Regions from separate parts of the Homo sapiens genome. Here region 2 is linked to region 1. A link is a loop called in an ENCODE intact Hi-C map of the cell type or tissue named here. Cell type or tissue: PC-3. All regions are shown on one strand.

The links. A loop is a pair of places that touch in the nucleus more often than their neighbours do. Peaks named below come from ENCODE experiments on the same cell type or tissue, not always from the same donor. Only the 100,000 strongest peaks of a DNase experiment are listed, where the experiment ranks them.
Region 2: it touches region 1 in a loop (2.8-fold over the local background); 3 of 110 quality-filtered maps call a loop at or near these places.

What each region holds. Positions count from the first base shown.
Region 1 is chr1:209,433,149-209,438,148 of GRCh38, reverse strand. No RefSeq gene overlaps it. Among named protein-coding and RNA genes, the nearest start is that of MIR205, 3.5 kb to the right of the region's middle. RefSeq lists enhancers at 2,782-3,379, 3,978-4,577, 4,578-5,000. In PC-3, a CTCF peak has its summit at 2,269 (motif pointing right); DNase peaks (open chromatin) are centred at 2,288, 3,808, 4,318 and 4,708; H3K4me3 peaks cover 1,189 bases; H3K27ac peaks cover 2,682 bases.
Region 2 is chr1:209,073,901-209,078,900 of GRCh38, reverse strand. The region is part of intron 1 of LOC107985255 (a long non-coding RNA gene); the gene reads left to right. Among named protein-coding and RNA genes, the nearest start is that of LINC01774, 100 kb to the right of the region's middle. In PC-3, CTCF peaks have their summits at 1,812 and 2,014 (motif pointing left); DNase peaks (open chromatin) are centred at 2,010 and 4,120; H3K27ac peaks cover 1,606 bases.

The DNA of each region.
Region 1 (5,000 bases):
GTAATGAAATGTAATTTATATGGTTCTGTTATTAAAAGGGACACTTTCTTTGTTCAAGGCTTTCTTCCTTCTTAGAAGGCAGATGGTCACAGGGTAAGGTAATGAGACAAAAGGAACTCATTCCGTAAAATGTCTTAGTTTCTCCTTTGGCCTGCTTTTTGTCTATTTTCAGGTGAGGATCTCCCTCATGTTGGCAACTTTGCCAGGTGAGTGTTCTCCAGCCAAGAACTTCATACTTTAAAATTAGCTGGATACTTAAAGGAGGGAGTGGTAATATGAAGCCAGGTGTCCAAGGGGTCCAGGTGACATAACGGTCCCCAGTCTCATCTCTGAAAGGTCTTGGGGAGTGACCTCCAGTCTGGGGATGACACTCCTGGTGTCAGAGCTGCCTCAACTTTGGAAATTTCTTTGATGGAACCCACAGGATGGGGCTTCATCAAGAAGCTGCTTCTCCATTGCTAAGCTCAGTGCCCACGCCACAGCAACATGATTGCATCCTCCTCCCTGATCACTGGTTTGCTATTTCTTGCTTGATTTCTATTGATTCTTCTACTTTCTTATGTGCTCAGAATTTTCTTTTTGGCCAGGCACAGTGGCTCACACCTGTAATCCCAGCGCTTTGGGAGGCCAAGGCAGGCAGATCACCTGAGATCAGGAGTCCGAGACCAGCCTGGCCAACATGGCCAAACCCCATCTCTACTAAAAATACAAAAATTAGCCGGGCATGATGGTGTATGCCTGTAGTCCCAGCTACTTGGGAGGCTGAGACAGGAGAATCGCTTGAACCCAGGAGTAGGAGGTTGCCGTGAGCCGAGATCATGCCACTGTACTCCAGCCTGGATGACAGGGTGAGACTCCATCTCAAAAAAGAAAACAAAAAACAAAAACAAAACAAACAAACAAAAAACCAACTTTTTTTTTCTTTATTAGCTCTTCACCAGCTTCTTTCTCACCAGTACTTTTCACCTGCCTTCAGAAAAATAAAGTAAAAATTTGAAATGGCACTTACCCTGGAAAAATTGTTGTATCTTTCTCATTGATCTTATGACAATTTTAAAAAAGAAAACTCTCAAGGCTCCTACAGTATGATACATATACTAAATGTAAAGGTAAACAAAGCAATGAAAACTCTCCTAAAAGGAAGGTGATGGGAGGAGGAGATAATTGTGATAAAAGTTAAGGTTGGCCTGAAGGTGTGACTAAATGGCACAGTAAGTTTAATGCTGGATTTCTGGCAGCCAAAGGTGTGCCTATGCTTACTTATTCCAGCTGAGTGGGCACTAGACAAGCTTCTCGAAGATACTTTTACTTGATACTGAGATTACCATCATCAATAATATTTTTGAGTGCAAGAAATTTACTAGGCCTAGGCACTTGCTAACATGTTTGCATGCATTATCTTACCTAATTCTCATGCTATCATTAAGAGATCGGATAGAGTAGTAGCTCCAAGTGTGAACTCCAGAGTCAGGGAGCCCAGGTTGGATCTTAGCTTTGCCACTCGCAGGCTATGTGATCTTGGGCTGGTCCCTTACCCTCTCTCCTCCATAAAACAGAAATATCAGTCATACCTTAAAATGGCTGGAGACATTAAATGATTTAATATACACAAAGCATGCAGTGTCTGGCTCTTAGTAAGTACTTGCTATTATTATCATTATTTCTATTTGACAGATAAGGAAATTGGGTCTTAGAGAGGTTAAGTGGCTGGCCCAAAGTCCCACAGCCATATCAAATTGGCAGCAGATCTAATTTGATCCCCTCTTAACCACTTCACATGCTGACTCAGAAGCTTTGGGCTGCTCTTGGCAACCTCTTGGGTGCAAATAAGAAATTCCTCAGTATTCTCCTTGAGCAGTCAATGTTCCATTATCTTTGGTGAGAGTTTCTCGTCTATGGATTATCTTCAGGGAACTTCTTCCAGGTGTTTGGCTTGGTGAGTCCACTGGGATAGTGTCTATTTTCAATGCGACTTTAAGTAAAGTTTAAATAATGTGGGAATTGCATTAAACATTATAGTGTGTATTTGTTTATCTATGGATTCTATTTATTTATATTTATTCTGAGCCACCCATCTCTTCCCAAACACAATTGAAAATAGCAGAAATTTAAGTCAATTGCTACTACATTTAAAGTCCACTTCAATGTCACATCCCCTAGAAAGATGCCTTCCTTGTTTTTTCCCATGATCTCAGAATACACAGGTCTCTCTAGACCTGGGTAGTGACGTTGAGGTCCAATGTGGCTGTATTTCCCCCACTGCCCACCAGGTGTCCCACCGGTCCCTGCTATCTGACAGGCAGCAGGAAAAATGGCCATCTTCACCCCTCCAAAAGGTTCCCAGGATTTGAAGGCGGATGGTGGAGAGATTGTGGGGAGGAGGGAGGGAGGCTATGACGAGACTCCCAGATGCTGCTTCTTGTCCCCAGACAAAGAGAATTTTTCACATTATTTTTCTTTGATGTGTAGGTGTCTCTCCAGAAAGCCCAGCCAGTTCCCTGCAATTTAGGAAGCTTTTATTTCCACTAATGAACTGGTGTCTGGCCAGGGCTTTTCATCTCTGAGCTTGAGGTTGGGGCTGCTGTCTGCCTCCTGTTCCTTTTGCCTGAGAGACCCTGACAGCCTCCCTTCCCTCCTCGGCCTCTCCTTTTTCTTCCAGGGGCTGAGTGAAAAAGAGACAAGAAAGAGACTGCCCCTTCTGCCTTGTAAGTTTCCTCAAATATCCCCTGAATCAAGGGAGTACCAGCATGTGACTGTGGCACTAACTAGCCCTCTTGCCCACATTAACCTTATTTGTCCAGATTACTAGTGTTACTGTGGTAGAAATATTTCCTCTCTGCTCTTAGGTAAGACTGTCATTTGCTTCTCTTGCAGTGGGGAGTAAGGGAATTTGGATCCACTGACAAAAATTTAGTAAGTGGGGCATTTTAAATTTCAAAGTAAATCTGTCTCCCTTTGCAGTTCGTTGGCTCCTTGCCTGTCATCAGTACTTGCCTTTTTTTCCTCCCACTTTTCTTTTGGAGGATCACATACAAGTTGGGGAGGCTGCTCCAAAGCCACATGGTCTCTCAGATATTGCCAGCTGTACTGGGACTCTCTGGAGTCCCTTGTCCATCACCACAGGTCACCCCAGCAGAACCTGGGCATCTACCATAGACCTGAGGTGTCCAAATTGGGGCAGTGCTCCAAGCGGTCTGCAAACTGGTGCCCTGATTATAGGTTATTCTGTGATTGAAGTTTCACCTAGAGATCGGCTGAGAATGTGAATGGGATGTCTGCATTTAGCATCAGGTTTTGGAGCTTTGATGTGGGCTATTTCCTCCCGAAGGGCCTTGATAACAAAGACCACAGCACAGTCCTGTGGGAGTTTCTAGCTTCTGTACCCACTGCCTCATTATATGCATGGCTTTTAATATTTGGAGAGCCTTTGCCAATACACATTTTCTCGTGTACTGGGAAACTGGAGCCCGGATGCGATATATTATTGATAGGATTGTAATTTACTCCTCTTGGGTTGTATCTACAGTGTATACCATTAGCACAAAATATTAAATTACCAGTGGTTGTATATATTTGTCTATCCAGGTTTGGCTCAATGATATTTGCCTTTTGCCTCAATAAAAGATTGTGAATAATGAAAGCAGGGTAATATTATTTTGTTGTTGTTGTTGTTGCAAGGGAATTTTGATGAAACCATTTTCTCTGTGTTGTGTTTTTGGCGAGTCATGCTTTGCAATGAAGACATGAGACATAAAAGAGTGGGGGTTGGACATAGAAGATGGATGAGCAGCTTGCTCCAGCTCTGGGCACACACTGGCTTCCCTGGCAAGCTGCTCTGGGCCAGGCTTGGGGCTTTCTTTTTCTGCAAGAGGGAATAAGCAATCTGTGCTGCATTGGTGGGAGGAAGTGGGCAGTTCAGACCTTGGTGCCAGAAATACCAAGCCCTGTGCCTCTCTTGTGAAGATAGCATTTGCATGGGACTTTGGGTGTGGGGGAACCCAACAGCACATCAGGTAGAACCTTTTGTAGTCACAGCATTGTGCCCTGGCTAGTGTTTGACAGTCTACCCTCTGGTCACCATTGTTGGCCATTTTGGTTCCTGCCTCCACCTGGGCCAGGTGGCACATAAATACACAAGCACTTATCTCCTATAAAAAGATTCCAGGTCATAGGGCTCAAACCAAGCTGCAAATAAAAGTGCCACATCGTGTCTGTCGTGTGCTTTTTGTTCTGATCTCAGGGCTTGTTTCAGACCTTGAATGGGAGGTGTTTGCTGGTTAACTAGGAGTTTGCTGGACAAACAGCACCCCACAGTTGGATTTGCTACGCAATTTTTATGAGTAAACATGTTTTTAAAAAATGCCTGTGGCTTGGCTTCTTCATCCTTTTGTTGCCTGTGGGTCTTGGAATGAAGGGGTGGGGGTGACAGAAACTAGGTTTTAAATCTGTATTAACTTGACACAGAAAAATATTTTGGAGAAAGGTTTATTCCTTTTAGTTCCTGCTGGCAATCTGGGACCCTCAGGGGTCAAAAACCAGGGAAGGGTTGGGGGAAGGTGAAGAGACCTATCCCCCTCAGAGGTCACTGGCTGGGGGGCAGGGCTTGGCCATTCAAGTGATCGGTATCCATCTGCAAAGCTGGAATCTCCTTTAGAGTGAGCTCCTAAGAAAAACACCACTCAGCCAAGGAGAGCTATTGTATTTTGCTGCCTGGGGCACATTCTGGAGGTGAAAACCGGTTTTTCTGAAGACTTGTCAGGGCCAGGCTTTGTTCAGAATCTGCCAATTTAGCCAGACTGGCTCCTTAAAGGAGACCCCTTTACCTGAGGCAGGGGCCAATTATAAAAAAGGCTTGTGGATGGCATTCCCTTCATAACTGGGTTGGACTTCCTTCAGACTTAGGAACTTTCTCTTGTTCCACACCTTCTCCTTCCTTAAAAAGGAGAAACATGGAGTAACACACACACACACACACACACACACACACACACACACGCACA
Region 2 (5,000 bases), 360 kb after region 1:
TTTTTTCAGATGGAGTCTCGCTCTGTCACCCAAGCTAGAGTGCAGTGGCACGATCTCAGCTCACTGCAACCTCCACCTCCCGGGTTCAAGCGGTTCTCCTGTCTCAGCCTCCCGAGTAGCTGGGATTACAGGTGTGCACCACCATGCCCAGCTACTTTTTGTATTTTTAGTGGAGACAGGCTTTCACCATGTTGGCCAGGCTGGTCTTGAACTCCTGATCTCAGATGATCCACCGGCCTTGGCCTCCCAAAGTGCTGGGATTACAGGCGTGAGCCACCGCACCCGGTCACATTGTTCTTTTAATATGTGACAGCTCTGTGAGATAAGTTGTAGACAAAGGTAATAAACATTTGTGTTTCTTTTTTTTTTTTTTTTTATTTGGCTATTCAGAATCTGAATCCTCTTTTTATGTTTGAAGAATCTGTTGCTTTTTGAAGTGGTCAGTGACCACCTCTGTCAATGTTGAAAATGCCAGATGAAGAGCAGAAAGGAGTATTCCCAATGATGGCAGGGTCTGGAGCTGGATAATTTAGGGTTTAATCCCAGCTCTGCACATATTGCTGGGTACTTTGGTTAAGTTACCTGGCTCTTCTGTGCCTCTGTTTCCTCATCAGTGAAAATGGGGGTGACATACTGATTTCACAGAGTTCTTGTGGGGATTAAGTGAATTAATATATGCAAATACAACAAAAGTGCCTGGCACGTAGTAAATACTCGGTAAATAATAGCTACCATTATCATTCAATTTCCAGCCCCATTAGCAGCTAGGGCATGGGCCCACGACTTGGGTTCCACCAATGAGACATTCACTTTACATACTGACAAGAAAAAGGAAGAGCTACCAAAAAAATCTTTTCTAGTTAGTATCATGTAGCTGCAACAGCAGTAACTATAACTAGTTCTAGAGACTTCAGTGGCAGCCTTTGGATTGCTGGTGCTTCCAGTAAACTATACAATATCCTTTAACACATTCCTTTAACACATTTCTGTTCTTGAATTATTAGGGAGTGTCAGTTGCTTTTATCTAAGAATGCTGATGCATTAAAGCAGCATTATTGGCCAGGCGCGGTGGCTCACGCCTGTAATCCCAGCACTTTGGGAGGCTGAGGAGGGTGGATCACGAGATCAGCAGATCGAGACCATCCTGGCTAACACGGTGAAACCCTTTCTCTACTAAAAATACAAAAAAATAGCTGGGCGTGGTGGCGGGCACCTGCAGTCCCAGCTACTTGGGAGGCTGAGGCAGGAAAATGGCGTGAACCCAGGAGGCGGAGCTTGCAGTGAGCTGAGATCGCTCCACTGCACTCCAACCTGGGCGACAGAGCGAGATTCCATCTCAACAACAACAACAACAACAACAACAACAAAGCATTATTATTTTCAGCTCTTGGCAATTAAGAAATTTTTTCAAGGTCAGGTAGTTAGTGTGTAGTGAAATCAGAATTCCAAACCAGATTTTTCTCATTCCAAATCCTTGCTGTTAAGCACGATGCTGTTCTGTCACAGAGACTCATGGACTCCTACGTTTATGAACGTTAGGAAGGCATCTAGTCCACCCTTCAGTGCAGAAATCTCTCATACAATACCCTAGCTGGTAGTCATCCTACCTCTGTTTGAACCCTATTCATAACAGGGTAATAGTTACCCTGTACTTGTTACTCTGTGCATGTGTATCTACAAAAAGAAGAGCAGCCAAAATGGTGTCTGATAATTGACAATTATCAGATATCTGACAATTATCAGACACCTTTTTGGCTGCTCTTCTTTTTGTAGATAACATGCACAGACTGGATGGTGGATCAAAAACACAGTTTTTGGTAAACACCGTTGTATTAGTTTTCTAGGACTGCTGTACTGACTTACCACAAACTGGGTGGCTATGACAATGGAAATTTATTATATTACTGTTTAGGAGGCCTGAAGTCCAAAATCAGGGTGTCAGCAGGGTGGCTTCCTCCTGGAGGCTTGAGGGAGAATCTGTTTCACCCCTCTCTCCTAGCTTCTAGTGCCCCCTGGAGTTCCTTGTCTAGCAGCTGCAGCACTTCAATCTTTGCCTCCCTCATCACATGGTCATCTTCTATCGGTGTGTCTTTTCTGTGTCTTTGTGTCAAAATATCCTTCTCCTTTCTCTTGTAGAGCCTACCCCAATTCAGCATGACCTCATCTTAACTTGATTACAATGGCAAAAACCTATTTTCGAATAAGGTCTTATTCACAGGTATGAGCATTAGGACTTGAACATATATTTTGGGTGACATAATTCAACTCACAACAACTGATAAGCAAAATTAAAAGACACACTGGCCGATGTGAGAAAGAGGCATATAGGAAAATGAAAGGGCAAGGGACCGGCAGGCAGATTTGTCTGCTGGAGATGGGTCCTGTTCCTCCCTGATAAACTACAGTAGATCTTGGAAAAGGTTCCAGTACTGGCATACATATAGATTAAAACATTAACATTTACCTCCCTGGAGCCCCGCCTTTCCAAGAAGTAACTACTACTATGGGAATTTTTTCAGCCCTGCTTAAAAAATGATTTTTTCTATTAATGTATAATTTTTTTTAAGAATATGAGTTCATGCTGTGTTATAATTCTTATTTGTATTGTTTTCCATCTGGCTATTTTCTCTTGGATTTGTGTCTTACATCAGCAAATACGTCTACCTTATTCTTAATTGTTCCACCTTTGGTCTGCAGTTAGTATTTCTAGTTTTTCACCATTACAAGTAAACATAAGTTAACAAACTTATGCAAAAAGAAATCTTTGTACACCTATGCAAACATTTTAGAGTTGATCCCAACAAGTACTGTTATTATGTCCAAGGGTATGTATTTAAAAATTGTCTTAGATATTACTGTCTTCTAGAAATTAGTTTGTTAACTCATTCTCTCACAAATAGTACGTGATTGTCTATTTTTGTGTATTCTTGCCCATGCTGATTTTTTTTGCTAATATAGAAAAAATATATATACATATATATATATATATATATATATAGAGAGAGAGAGAGAGAGAGAGAGAGAGAGAGAGAGAGAGAGAAAAGCGTATACATTTTTCACCTCTTTCTTATTTTTTATTTATTTATTTATTTTTTGAGACAGAGTGTCACTCTGTCACCCAGGCTGAAGTGCAGTGGTGCGATCTCGGCTCACTGCAACCTCCGCCTCCCGGGTCCAAGCAATTCTCCTTCTTCAGTCTTCCAAGTAGCTGGGACTACAGACACGTGCCACCACGTCCAACTCATTTTTGTATTTTTAGTAGAGACGGGGTTTCACCATGTTGGCCAGCTTGTCTTGAACTCCTGACCTCAGGTGATCCACCCACCTTGGCCGCCCAAAGTGCTGGGCTTACAGATGTGAGCCACCATGCCTGGCTGCCCTCTTTCTTATTCCTGGTGAGGCTGAGCAACTTAATCTTCATTGGCTATTTGATTTCTTCTGTGAATTTCCTGTTCGTATTTTTAAAAATTTAGTCTATATATTTTAAAATTAATTTGTAGGTGTGATTTATATATTTTGGATATTAATCTTTTGTTTCATACAATCATTGCAAATATTTTCTCCCAGTCTTTCCTGGTGTTTTATAATTACTTTCAGTCTTTTGAGTATAGAACCTTTAAAGCTTTATGTAATCACATCTGTTAATTTTTTTCATGTTTCTGTGTCTTCTACTTTTTTCTGATACTTTTATAGTTTTCATTTTCACATTTAGATGCTTGCATTTAAATGGATTTTATTTTTGTGCATAGTGGGAGAGTTCAGACTTTTTTCCAAAAAGCTAATTTCAACACTATTTATTGACTAGTCTACACAAGAAGTTGGCAAACTGTGGTCCAAAGGCCACATTTTGCTCAGTACCTGTTTTTGTACATAAAGTTTTGTTGGAACACAGCTATTTGTTTAGTATTGCCTATGGCTGTTTTCACACTACAGTAGCAGAGTTGAGTAGTTGCAACAGAGACTTTGTCCCCCAAAGTCTAAAATATTTATAATATTGTCTTGTAAAGAAAAGGTTTTCTGATCCCTGATTCCCCACTGATCTGAAATATCTTCTTATATACACTAAATGTCTGTTTGTATAATGACTGAGTGCTAGTTTGCTACTTACTTATGAATCTATTCCTGAGTCAATACCATGCCATACAGTTGTAGGTTTATAGTGTATTTTGATATCTGTATGACAAACACTCATTTATTTTTCTTTTCCAAAAATTTATTTGCTCTTTTACATAAATCATTTTATGTATAAACTTTAGAAATGTCAAATTTTAAAAAACATGAACAAATAAAAACTCTTGTAATTCTGATAGAAAATTTTAGTGAACTTGTAGATCTGGAGAGGATTGACATATTCACTATATTGAGGCTTCTATTTCAGAAACATGGTATGCCTTGACATTAATATTAGACTCTTCTCCTTCATTGAGGAAAGTTTTATAGTTTTCTTCTATAGGTCTTGCTTAATTTCTTTTCAGATTTGTGCATGTATATTTAGCAGATTTTGATTGCTAGTGCACACTGGACATTTGCAGTTTTGCTATTTTGCCATCCATACTCCTTTTCTATGTTGGGAGAATCTCAAGGCATGGGAAAGGAGGGCCTCTGTTTCCTACTTATCTCTCACTACAGAAGATAAAGTAGTGGGGGCATTTTATCTTCCTACCCTGGGTAGCTAGAGAATGGACATATAATTTAAGCTTGGTTAATGAAATGTCACTGTCAGATTGTAAACACTAAGAGGATAAGTCAAAGGGTTAGTTAGAGACTTTTTTTGGCATAGCAGGTGCCTGGAGGCCAGAGTTCTGTTCAGTGGCATGGTGGTGCAATTGCTGGGATGGAGCAGTCCAGCAGCATGGTAGTGGGCATCCAATGGTGGCATCAGTGGTGGTGTGCTATGCCAATTGCCTTTGGCATGATCTTGGCTGAACATTGTTTGCCTTGGTTCTTCCTGAACCCCTGTTCCTAGTCAATGCAGTGGACTACCTAATGCCCTACCAATA